2 separate regions of the Homo sapiens genome follow, and region 1 is linked to region 2. A link is a contact called in ENCODE Hi-C or POLR2A ChIA-PET data. All regions are on one chromosome and are shown on one strand. The core of a region is the stretch at or near the end of the contact, and the rest is flanking DNA. Distances in the headings are between cores, read along the strand shown. Region 1 holds the start of FBXL19-AS1 (FBXL19 antisense RNA 1). Region 2 holds the start of TBC1D10B (TBC1 domain family member 10B).

Evidence for each region. Hi-C counts contacts between places; a loop is a spot of excess contacts on that map. ChIA-PET counts read pairs that join two places held with the same protein, here RNA polymerase II (POLR2A). Pooled maps may share reads with other maps.
Region 1: a map of B cell shows a loop between it and region 2 (28-fold over the local background). The contact joins the promoter of FBXL19-AS1 here to the promoter of TBC1D10B in region 2. A Hi-C loop is called at or near these places in 3 of 168 maps with a recorded cell type or tissue (B cell, CD4-positive, alpha-beta T cell and naive thymus-derived CD4-positive, alpha-beta T cell), 4 of 37 single-sample maps with no recorded cell type and 17 of 50 pooled maps. POLR2A ChIA-PET finds 5 or more read pairs at or near these places in 1 of 52 experiments (Panc1).

What each region holds. Positions count from the first base shown.
Region 1 is chr16:30,918,371-30,924,713 of GRCh38, forward strand. FBXL19-AS1 (FBXL19 antisense RNA 1) reads right to left here and starts at 4,899. Exons shown (of 1, transcript NR_024348.1): 1 at 949-4,899. FBXL19 (F-box and leucine rich repeat protein 19) reads left to right here and starts at 5,202. Exons shown (of 11, transcript NM_001382779.1): 1 at 5,202-6,089. RefSeq lists enhancers at 3,272-4,240, 3,981-4,800, 4,241-5,208, 4,831-4,920, 4,961-5,120.
Region 2 is chr16:30,365,561-30,371,749 of GRCh38, forward strand. TBC1D10B (TBC1 domain family member 10B) reads right to left here and starts at 4,934. Exons shown (of 9, transcript NM_015527.4): 1 at 3,668-4,934; 2 at 1-34. The coding sequence starts at 4,623. It also overlaps a transcript of MYL11 not described here. RefSeq lists silencers at 4,360-4,439, 4,530-4,819.

The DNA.
Region 1 (6,343 bases), core at 3,649-6,148, 550 kb after region 2:
CCTCCTGGGCTCAAGCGATCCACCCACCTCAGCCTCCCGAGTAGCTAGGACTACACATGTGCACCACCACTCCAGCTAATTTTTGTATTCTTTTGCAGAGACACAGCCTTGCCAAGTTGCCCACGCTGGCCTTGGGCTCCTGGGCTTGAGCAGTCTGCCCAACTCAGCCTCCCAAAGTGTTGGGATTACATGCATGAGCCACCTTGCCTGGCCAGGGTTAGCTATTTGACAGGTCAATAAAATGTGAGCTGAATTGACATGTCACTTCTAGGCAGAAGCTATAAAAACCGCCTTCTTCTTCTTCTCCTTCTCCTTCTTCTTCCTTCTTCTCCTTCCTCCTCCTTCTCCTCCTTCCTCCTCCTCCTTCCTCCTCCTTCCTTCTTCTCCTTCCTCCTCCCTCTTCTTCTTCCTTCTTCTTCTTTCTTCCTCTTCTCCTTCCTTCTTCTTTCTTCCTTCCTTCTTCTTTCTTCTTCTTCTCCTTCTTCTTCTTCTTCTTCTTCCTTTCTTCTCCTTCTCCTCCTCCTCTTCTTCTCCTTCTTCTCCTTCTTCTTCTTCTTCTTCTTCTTCTTCTTCTTCTTCTTCTTCTTCTTCTTCTTCTTCTTCTTCCTTTCTTCTTCTCCTTCTCCTCCTCCTCTTCTTCTTCTTCTTTTTGAGTTTCACTCTTGTTGCCAGGCTGGAGCACAGTGGCATGATTTTGGCTCACGGCAACCTCTGCCCCCCCGGTTCAAGCGATTCTCCTGCCTCAGCCTCCTGAGTAGCTGGGATTACAGGTATGTGCCACTGTGCCTGGCTAATTTTGTATTTTTAGTAGAGACAGGGTTTCTCCATGTTGGTCAGGCTGGTCTCAAACTCCCGACCCCAGGTAATCCGCCCACCTTGGCCTCCCAAAGTGCTGGGACTACAGGCATGAGCCACCACACCCGGCCCTTTTTTTTTTTTTTTTTTTTTGAGACTGAGTCTCGCTCTGTTGTCCAGGCTGGAGTGTAGTGGCATTGTCTTGGCTCACTGCAGCCTCTGCCTCCCAGGTTCAAGCAATTCTCATGCCTCAGGATCCTGAGTAGCTGGGACTACAGGTGCACGCCACCACGCCCAGCTAATTTTTGTATTTTTAATAGAGACGGGGTTTCACCATGTTTGCCAGGCTGGTCTTGAACTCCTGGCCTCAAGTGATCCAGCTGCCTTAGCCTCCCAAAGTGTTGGGATTACAGGCATGAGCCACCATGCCCGGCCTTTTCTTCTTCTATTTTTATTTTTTTAAATACAATCCACGGTCCTGGACTAGATTTCAGGACTTTTCAAGAGAAGCTGGAAATCCATTTTGCCTGAGAAATGTGTTGTTGTTGCTATGCCAAATTAAATGCACACATGACTGGATTTGTTGTTTCTGCATGTTGTAATAGTTCTGAGCATGAGTTCGGGAGTCTGGGGTTTGAATTTTGGCGGTACCACTCATCCATTCTGCATAATTGAGGGTCCCAGTTTCCTCGTCTCTAAAATGGAATTCTACCTCATAAGGTTGTGTGGGTTTTTTTTTTTTTGAGATAGAGTCTCGCTGTCGCCCAGGCAGCAGTGCAGTGCTGTGATCTTGGCTCACTGCAACCTCCGCCTTCCAGGTTCAAACAATTCTCTTTTCTCAGCCTCCTGAAGAGCTGGGACTACAGGTGCACACCACTACACCTGGCTAATTTTTCTATTTTTAGTAGAGATGGGGTTTCACCATATTGGTCAGGCTGGTCTCGAACTCCTGACCCCAGGTGACCCACCTGCCTTGGCCTCCCAAAGTGCTGAGATTACAGGCGTGAGCCACCATGCCCGGCCCTCAAGATTTTTATGAGGACCACATGAAATGCTGAAAGCACTTAGTAGTATGTCCAGGAGCAGGGTCTTGCTCTGTCATCTAGACTTGAATGCAGCGAGTGGCATCGTCATAGCTCACTGCAGGCTCAATCTCTCAGCCTCAAGCAATCCTTGCCCCTCAGCCTCCTAAGTAGCTGGGACTACACGTCCAGCTAATTTTTGTATTTTTGTAAAGATGGGGCCTCACTATGTTGCCTTGGCTGGTCTTGAACTCCTAGTTTCAAGTTATCCTCTCACCTTGGCCTCCCGAAGTGTTGGGATTATAGGCGTGAGCCACTGCAACTGGCCAGGACAGTGATTGATTGATTGATTGATTGGTTTGAGACAGAGTCTCACTCTGTCGTCCAGGATGGAGTGCAGTGGCACGATCTCAGCTCACTGTAACCTCCACCTCCCGGGTTCAAGCAATTCTGCTGCCTCAGCCTCTCGAGTAGGTGGGATTACAGGCACATTCCACCATGCCCGGCTAATTTTTGTATTTTTAGGAGAGACAGGGTTTCACCATACTGGCCATTGCTGGTCTCGAACTCTTGACTTCATGATCCGCCCGCCTAGGCCTCCCAAAGTGCTGGGATTGACAGTGGCATTTAAATAGAGACCTTTTAGAAAAGTGGGAAAGTAGAAAAATAAATAATAAATACATAAATAGAGACCTGTAAATGATGAACAGTGAACTTGGTGGAGAAGTGAGATGGGCATGGGGAGGATAGCCCTCAAGCAGAGGGAACAGGGTAGAAATCAATCATGCAACACCAAATTCAAGCAGTGAGGATAGAGGGGACAGCCAATCCTCTAGGGAGGGCTAAGGATTTCCTGACTGATAAAGCCTGAGCGGCAAAGAAGCCTCCTATCCAGCCTTGGGCAAGTCTCTGCCAAGCTGGGACTTCACACTACACTGGCCAGCCATTGACTTCCCTGATAGAAAAACCACAACCAACAAGTCCTCGCTGGGGCTGGTCTGCCAAACACAGAAGACAGAGGGAAGGGGAGGGGGCTGTCTTGGGGTCAGAAGTGAGCAGGTTTTCCAGGGGAGAAGGAAGATTGAGAAGAGGGGTATGGCTGCTGGCTCACACCTATAATCCCAACACTTAGGGAGGCCAAGGCGGGAGGCACACTTGTGGCCAGGAGTTCGAGACCAGCCTGGGCAACATAGCGAGACTTCGTCTGAACAAAAAAAAATTATAGTTTAAAAATTAGCTGGGTGTAGTGGCGCGTGCCTGAAGTCCCAGGTATTCACAAGGCTGAGGGAGGAGGATCGCTTAAGCCCAGGAGGTCGAGGCTGCAGCAAACTATGATCCTGCAACTGCACTCCAACCCAAGTGACAGAGCAAGACCTTAAAACACACACAAAAAAAACCAAAAAACGGCAGAAAGATGAGAAGCCGTTCCATTTGCATAGGCAGTTGAAGTGTCTAGGCAGAGGCCTCCAAGGCTGACTGGATATCAGGCAGGGGATGAGGCTGGACAGCCTGCAATGCCTCCAACTCCAGGTTGCGGAAATCGTGTTTGTAGTACCTCAGTCGAATGGAGATTGAGCGCCCCCTGGGAGCAGTGCTCGGTAACAGACGCTGGAGGACCCCGATGAGGAGGGGCGGGGGTCGGTTCAATCTGGGAGGAGCCTGCGGGTCAGTTTTCTTCTCACAGGAGCGAACTCTGTCCGGCATCATGGATTCCTGGGCTCCCAGAACGGCTGGGCTGGAAGGGACCTTAGAAAGGGATCTACCACCGCGTGCCCCGTGCCAGAGTTGGGCACTTTGGTGACAAGAACATTGGCTTGTTTAACACTCACAACTGTGCTTCGAGGTGGGGATCATTATCCCCATTGTCCCCATTTTGCAGATGAGAAAAAGCAAGGTTTGGTGGCTTCCCGGGGCGGGGCGGGGATTCGCTGTGACTCCAGGTCCTTTTCCCCGGAGCCCGCACGTCTTGTAAGACACTGATTCCCGGAGGTCTGAGGAGCAGGAATCGAGTGGGAGGTGCCCAGGCTTTCTAGGGAACAAGAGTGTGAATGCACTCTCGACGAGAACCACGCCCCCCTGTTCGACAAGACTGATTCCTGCTGCCTTCCTTTAAGGGCCCTCCCCTGAAACGCGAAGTCCTCGCCCCATGGAGAGGCGGACATTCTTTATTCCCGGATCGCCCGACGTTTTTCTCCCCCACCCGCACTGATCCCCACTGGTGACATAAATCCTTCCCCTCCACTCGCGAGTGAAAGCTTGGGACTACATTTCCCGCCAGGCTGTTCAGAAGCCGGTGGCGGAGAGAGGAGAAAAGAGTCTTTCCGTTTCCGTCGCCTCGCAATTTGGCGTGTCCGCCGGGATTCACATTTCAACAGCGACGTCCTTTCTCTGTTGGACTCGGCAAGGAACTACATTTCCCAGCAGGCACCGGCGCAGAGGTCGAGGGGCGAGGTCGCCATCTTTTTCGTAGTCCTCTCCCTCATTTCCGCAGGGAAGAGGCCAGACGCCTGGACTACACATCCCATGTCGCAGTCGCCCCGGCCCTGCAGCCGCCATCTTTGCCGGTGGCCCCGCCCCATCCCCTTCCATTGTCTCGACTTGAGATGATAGACGGGAGCCGGGAGACTGCAACTCCCGTCAGGCCGTGCGCCACTGGTGGGGGGGATTTCGAGACCACAGGCGGGCGAGGTGCCCAAGGTGGTGGAAAGCGGAGACCGGGAGAGGCTAGGTAGCCTGCCATCTTTACGGTAGTCTCCTCGTCCTCCTGGTTCCGCCATTCTTAAGGAACACTGGAAGGCTATAAAACTACTAATCCCATCGCACCTCGTAAGATCGACTACTAGTCAGGTGTATGTCCCTCTTCCGCCATCTTGCTTGTAGTCCTCTTTCCTTTTCACCTTTCCATTGTTCCTGACGAGTAGAAATGGCAGCGGGAAGGCAGCAGATGGACTGCGACTCCCGTCAGGTACCACACACGCGGAGGGTTGTGGACAGGAGGGCGTGTGAGTGCCTGGGAAGGAGGTCGGGTCGGGGGAGAAGGCCATCTTGTTTGTAGTCATCGTTCCCTCTCCTTCTCGATGTTCTGCAACTGGGAGCCTCGGGGCAACGGGACTCTAACTCCCGGCATCCTCGGCTCCCGGCTGGGCACGCCCTCCGCCGTCCTGTTTGTAGTTCCCGCTGTCCCCAGCGTCCTATTGTTCCCCCGTAGCATCAGTGGCCGCAGGACTACAACTCCCGTCGAGCCCTGCGTGCGTTCGTCCTGGAAAGTGGAGGTGGTGGAGGAAGGAGGGGGAAGGGGGCGGGGTTCCTCTGGGAGAAGGAGGGAGTAAAGAGGGGGAGGAGGAGGAGGAGGAGGGAAGGAGGAGGGAGGGGAGGGGAGGGGGGAAGAGAGGAGGAAGGAGGAAGGAGCTGAGGAGGGATGAGAGAGGCGGCCAGGGCCCCGGGCCGTAGCAGCGCGGGGCTGGGGGACCAGGGGGGCTGAGACACCCCAACTGCCCCCTTCCCCTTTCCCTCTCCCCCTCTATCCTTTCCTTCCACCCTCCCGCTTGAGGAGGGGGATTTATTCAAATTTTATTTAAATCCCTATCTCCCGAGGGTCGCGCGCTTGGGGGAGGGGGAGAGGTCGGGGGTGCGCGCGGGCTGGGGGGGGCGGGGCCGGAGCAGCTTCCTTCACCTCCCCCTCCGCTCGCCTCGCAGCCGTAGGGCAGGGGGTCGCAGTCCAGGGGCGGGCCCAGGGGAGGGGGGCAGGTTACAGCGACCCCCCCCTCCCCGGGAACCGGCGGTGGGCGGGCTTGAACCCCGGAAACGGTGGGGGGGGCCCAGGCCTGGCACTGGACCCCTGGGCAGTGGGGTCCGGGAAGGGGCCAGTTAAAGGGCCAGGGGCGCTGGGGAGAGGCGGGGCGGGGTGGGGGGAGGGGAGCTGGGACTCGGACCCGGGACTGAGTGGGCCCCGGGCAGAAGCTGAGCACCCTGCGCCCAAGGAGCCCCCGTTGGCCTGGGGGGGCTGAGGGACTGAGCCTCCCAGAGCAGGACCTCCCCCTGGAAGGGCCGCGCCGCAGCCCGTGGGAGGGCCTCGCCCCCGGCGCCCCCCATCTCCACTCGCCGCCGTCCCGGCCTCCGCCGGAGGGAGGGGCCGAGCGCCCTCGGGGGGCCGTGGACCCCGGCGTTCTGAGCGTTCCGCGCCCCGCGCCGCCCGGCCCCCCCGCCGCCGATGGCCGCCGACCCGCCGGGAGCTGCCGAGAAGGGAGAGATGGCTCCCGGGACACGTGTGAGGTGGGTTCATGCGGCTCCTCCTCACCCCCAGACCTGGGCAGCGCCCACTCCCATTCATCCTCAGCCCGGCCTCTCTCTACCTTCCCCGCCCCCAGCCTCACCCTCTCTCTACTCCAAACTCATCTCCAGCCCTCCTTCCTATGACCTCTCCACCCTGGGGAACTGGCCCTCCTTCCTAGACCCTGCTTCCCCTTGAAAGCCCCCACCCCCGCCTGCAGTCGCCGCCCTCCAGGCCCCTCCCCTGGAGCGCTGGA
Region 2 (6,189 bases), core at 3,684-6,183:
CTGCCGAGCCACGTCCACGGGAATGGAGCTCTCTCTGCAGGGTCGGGGGAGCACGGAAGGGGTCAGTAGCAATAGTGTAAAACCTGCATTGCAGGGGGAACTGAGGCAAGCCACCTCCCCAAGCTCAAACGAGAAACTGGATAGTCTGTGAGCTGCCAAACATCAGGATGTCTGGCCACTTGGGCATCCCAAGGCACACTGAAAGGGCTTCCTTCCCTGATGGATCTCTATTCAGAGGTCATATTTAAATCTCACTTCTGACACATCCAAATCTGGGGAGAGAGTATGGAGTATTTTAAAGCCACATTTTGCATTAGATCTGGATCCACGTCCTAGCTTTACCATTTATTCATTGTGTGACCTTGGGCAAATCACTTAATTTTGCTAAGCCCAATTTCCTCATCTGTAAGGTGGAGAAAGTAACAATATCTACCCGAAGGGGTTTATACGAAATAACACACAGCGAAGTGCCCATTAAGTAATACCTTACTATCCATAAAATAAAATACCCTAGAGGGCCAGGCATGGTAGCTCATGCCTGTAATCCCAGCACTTTGGGAAGCAGAGGCAAGAGGATCACTTGAGGCCAGGAGTTCAAGGCCAGCCTGGGCAACATAACGAGATTCTGTCTCTACAAAAAATAAAAATAAAATAATAAAATAGGCCGGGCATGGTGGCTCCCACCTGTAATCCCAGCACTTTGGGAGGCCGAGGCAGGCGGATGACTTGAGGTCAGGAGTTTGAGACCAGCCTGGACAACATGGTAAAACCCTGTCTCTACTATAAATACAAAAATTAGCCAGGCATGGTGGCACGTGCTTGAAATCCCAGCTATTCGCGAAGCTGAGGCATGAGAATCGCTTGAACCCGGGAGGCGGAGGGTGCAGTGAGTCAAGATTGTGCCACTGCACTCCAGCCCAGATGACAGAGCGAGACTCCATCAAAAAAAAAAATAATAATAATAAAATAAAATACAGAACAAATGTACTTCTGTCTCTTTAGACGCAACCATCTGAGTTTTGTCCTATCAAATGTTTAAGATCCCTTGGGTCACCTGCAATTTACTCTACCTCCTCCTCCCTGAAATCACCCCAGGCAAATAAAGGACTCCCTGCCCTATTTACTCACTGTTCTGTCAGAGGTTCATACTCATGGTGCCCCATCATTCTTCAAACACTTACTTGTAGGAGCCAGTACTAGGAGGTGAGTAGAACGGAAGAAAGCTTGGGTCTTAAGAATCAAACCTACCTAAGTTCAAATTTCAGTTCTGTCTCTGAGACAATAGGGAGCTTTGTCAAGGGATGACCTGAGTCCCTTCCTCAATTATAAAAAGACACCACCGGGCCGGGCATGGTGGCTCATGCCTGTAATCCCAGCACTTTGGGAGGCGGAGGTGTCAGAAGTGAGAAGCGGATCACCTGAGGTCGAGAGTTCAAGACCAGCCTGGCCAACATGGTGAAACCCTGTCTCTACTAAAAATGCAAACTCAGCCGGGTGTGGTGGCACATGTCTTCAATCCGATACTCGGGAGGCTGAGGCAGGAGAATTGCTTGAACCTGGGAGGCGGAGGTTGCAGTGAGCCAAGATCGCACCATTGCACTCCAGCCTGGGCAACAAGAGCAAAACTCCGTCTCAAAAACAAAACAAAACAAAACAAAACAAAAAAAACACCACCACCACCTACATCACAAAGTTATGAGAAGACTATTGAGAAACTGCATATAAACATCTGTTAAATAGAAGGGGCTCGTTAAATGTTAGTTTCCTTTGTTCTAGAAGCTCCTTAAACAGAGAGACCATCTCTCATTAATTTCTATCATAAGTCGGTTACAAACTCTACCAAGGGCTGGGAAGAGTAAGATACCTTCTGGCCCTCAAGAAGGTTACAGCCTAAGAGGAGCGATAACTGTAATACAGCATGGGAAATGCAATGACAAAGATGCACCAAAGACACATCTAATTGGAGTGGGGGCAGTGGGTATCAGGGAAGCTTCCTGGAGGAGGGGACATCTGAGGTAAGCCATGAAGAAATGAGTAGAACTTAGCAGGCAAAGAAAGGGGAGAAGAGCACCCTTGGCAGGTGCACAGCCTGAATATGAAGGGGAAAGGACTACAACTAGTTCAGCAGGACCACAGCGCAAAGCACCCGGTGAGGAATGGTGGCAAAGGTGACCAGAGAGGCTATGCGCAGGCCAAAGAGCCTGAACTTCATCCTGTGGACAGCAGCGAGCCACTGAACGCTGCGAAAGTAACATGGATTACAGTCAGTCTTGCCCAAGAGGTAGAGTTCTCTGGCATTGAAGCTGATCTTACAGGGACAAAGCTACAAAGCAAAGAAACAGCACCCGGCATAGTGCCTGGCACACAAGAGGGACTCCCCCAAACTAAGTTCAGCCCGAGTTCCTCAGGACAGCCTGCTATTGAGGAGAGAGCCACTGGTCACACAGATCCAGATTATTTGAGGGGGACAATTCACTCAACTGCACTAATTGTTTCTTCATCTATAAACCGAGTCCTTGTGCCTAGAAAGCACCAGGGTCAAACCTCAGTTGCTTTCCCATGTAAGACCCTGAATGTTGGTACCCAATCAAAGGCTTTCTGATTTTGGTTGGCTCATGAACCCTGCCTGGAAAACTCTCCCACAGGGCTTCCCCCGATCCCTGCACACATAGCCAAGACTAAATCAATCCTACTTACTCTCCACGATTCAGAGCAGGTTCAGCTGACTCCCTGCTCTAGGTGCCTCAGGAAACCCTCTGGAGATCTCTAGGCTAAACCCGAGGTCTTCTATTGAAACCAACTGTTTAAGTACTTTTCTTTCTCTCCAGATGATTGGCTCCTTGAAAGGACTATTTTATCCTTAGCACCTGGGGCCTGACACCTGGGGGCCCAGGAGATGCTGTAGGCTGACTGGCCCAGCAGGTCAAAGGGGCACAGGAACAACGGGCAGGATCCAGAGAGGGGGAAGGAAGAAGTCAGAGGCAATCACCCCCTACCTCGGGAGTGACTCAGGCCCCGGAGAGAACTAGGAAAGAGTCAGCCCGGCTGGGGAGATGAGGAAATGGGGAAGAGGCCTCTCCCACCCTTTACTTCAGTGCAGATACAAGACTGCCCTGTTTCACAGCGGGATCCTGACTGCACAGTCTCCCTTCCATCAGCCAGACTTCCCCACCTCTCTACTCCATCCCTGGGACCTAGGGCTATGGGGGAAGGGAGATGCCTGCACCCCTCCCAGGCTATCCACCCTAAGGGACCAAGGGTCTCTACCAGAACCCTCGCCCAACCAACCCTCCAGAATATCCGGCCTGTAGCTGGAGTTCCCCATCAAAGAGCAGGGATGACCTCAGGTATCATCTCATTCAATCCACTTTATAGAGGAAAAAACTGAGGCACGGAAATGGGGAAGCCACTAGCTCAAGGGCACACAACCCATCAAAGGCAAGGCTTAAACCCAGACCTCTTGACCCCTGGTCTGAAACTCCACTAACATGCCAATGTCACAGGCACCTCAGGATGCTCAAGACACGGCAGCTCGCGCTGATCACCCCGTGGATCCTCAGAGGAGGCTGGGCTGCCAGAGTCTGGGCAAAGTGTATCGTTTTCGTTTCGCCCTCCCCCAACCTTTGCTTCCCCGAGGCGGTCCCGCTGGGTGCCCACTGGTACTCACAGGCTGCCCGAGTACTGGCTGCCCCCAAGGAAGCCATACTTGTCCGTCTTGCGCAGGGCCAGCCCGTTTATCTCTGAATCTGAGCCCATGGAGCTCACATCATCCGCCAAGGACTCCAAGGTCCCAGACATGAGGCTCACGGAGTCCAAGTAACTCAGCGTGTCCGGGGCCTGCCCTCGAGGCCCAGAGATGCCAGGTCCCAGGCTGGACGTGGAGCCCAGGTCTTGAGAGTTTTCAGCAGGCTCCGGAGCTGGGGTCACGGTCACGACAGCTACCGGAGCCTCACAAGTCCCAGAGGGGCCTGTGCCAGGGCCTGAGGGGTCCTCAGGAGCCTGTCCTGCTGATGCTGATGTTGCTGCGGCAGCTCCATGCCCACCTGTCACTTGTCCTGATGCACTCCGTGCAGTCACTCCTGAGGCCACTGTGGTTCCCGGCTTGGGGGCAAGCGGGGGTTTGGCGGTCAGGGCACCAGGAGCCGTTCTGGAAGGGGTCCTGGTAGGGGTCCCGGTGGGGGTCCCTGGTCCTGGGGCGGGTGAGGGTCGAGCCTCCTCTGTCTTCGGCGAGTCTGCCCCTGCGGCCAGAGCCCTCGATGTCTCAACTCCAGCCACTGCCGCGGGCTCTGGGGATTCCGGGCCGGAGGGGAGCTGCGGCTTTGGGGCTTCGGGCGAGGCCTCCAGGGTCAGCACCACCACCGTGCTGCCCGTGACAGCCGGGGCTGGGGCCGGGGCTGGGGCCGGGGCCGGAGCAGAGGTCTCGGCCGACCCCGGGACCCAGGCGGGCCGCGCCTCCCCGGGGGCCACCAGGGTGACGGGGGCCGAAGTGGCCGTAGTCACTGGAGGTCCCGGAGCCACCACCACGACGGGCCCGGCCCGGGAACCCCGGGGCGGCGGCGAGGGGGCCGCGGGGGCGCCATGACGGCGCGGCGGGGCCACCAGGGGCGCCGTGCCCGTCTCCATGGCCGCGGGCCGCCCCTCACATCCCCCCGCCGGGGAGGCCGCAGAAGGCGCCGCCCCTCGGGCCTCCCGGCGAGGCCAGCCGAGAAAGGGGAGAGGGCGAAGGGCGCGGCTCGGCGCGCGCCGGGGGCGGAGCGGCCGCTGGGCGCGCAGAGGCGGGGCAGGGGTCGGGGGGCGCCGCGCGCCGGGGTCTCTCTCGAGCCCTCTCACCCCCTCGCGCGCTCTCGCCACCGCCCCCTCCCTCCTGCTTGGGGGCGAGCCGCCGACCTCGCGCCTGCGCACACGCCGCAGAGCCGGCTCCGCGCCAGCGTCTCGGCGTTCCACGCCTGCGCGCGGACTGGCTCATCGCGCTCCTTTTTTCTCCCGCCTAGTCAGAGGATTTGGACGAATAGTGGGAGAGAGAGAACTGGGCTTCTGCCAATCGTTGGAATCGTGGGCGGGGCTGGAGGCGAAAAAGGGGTGGGTCATCTGGAAAGAGGAAACGGAGAAAGCTAGGGCTGTAAGACCAATCAGAGGACGAGGAAAGGCAGGGGGCGATGGGACGAAAGAAATAACCAATAGAAACGCAGGGGTCTGAACCTCCTGGCCAATGAATATGACTGAAGGGTGAATGACCGCGGAAGGGCGGAGGAGGAGGCAGGGCTGTGCGAGTAAGAGGTGGGGCCTGGAGGCTTCTTAACCAATAGGAATGGTAAAAAGGGAGCCAATGAAAAGGGGAGCAGGTGGAGGTCAAATTGACAGGCAGTGATGTCTATTTAGGCGGTGACAGACAGCATCCGCAGTCAATAGGAAGAGCTGAAGAATTCTTTAGGTCTCCCAAAATGGTCAGTAAGGAATGACAGCTGGGAGGAGGCGGGGCAAGCTAGAGATTAATTCGCCCCGTCAGCCAATGATCGTGTTCTCCCACTTTGGCCACAGGACAGGAAAATAGATAGCTGTCTCAGCCAATGGGAGCATCCAAAGGGCAAAGATGCTGCCAGCAGGCGGTGCCAGCCCAGGGATAGTCGGTGACAACCGGAGACAAGCCTTATGGGAGGGTGACAGCTGGGGACAGCACGGAGAAGGGGCGGGGGCATTAGTGCAGCCCTCAACCAATGAGTGCCGCGCTGCCCCCTCTCGAGTCCTTTCCGGTCCCCTATTCTTCGTTCAGCTCCTGAGCCCCACACTCTGGTGGTCTGTGGGACCCTGAGCCCCACCACAGATCCAGTGCCCTGACCCAGTACTCTCATCCTTTACTCTATAATTCTCCGATCTCGGCCCCCAACTAACCCCAACACTCCAGGCCCAGGTGGCAATAGCCAGAGCCCCCAGATCCTATAAGCAACCCATATCTCTGCTTCACCCATTTCCTGCGGGAATCCCAACCTCCAAGTCCCTCTCCTCAGTTCCCATCTATCTGAGCTCCTCCCCAGAACCCAGGCTCCAGTTCCTCAGACCTTATCCCTCTGAGTACCCCCTCCATTTCTTCTAGTGGGGATCTCAAACCCCAAATCCATGAATCCCTAATACCATGAACTCCCCATATGTGTGTTACTATTCTTTTGGGGATCCAAGGCCCCAGTCCCGTCA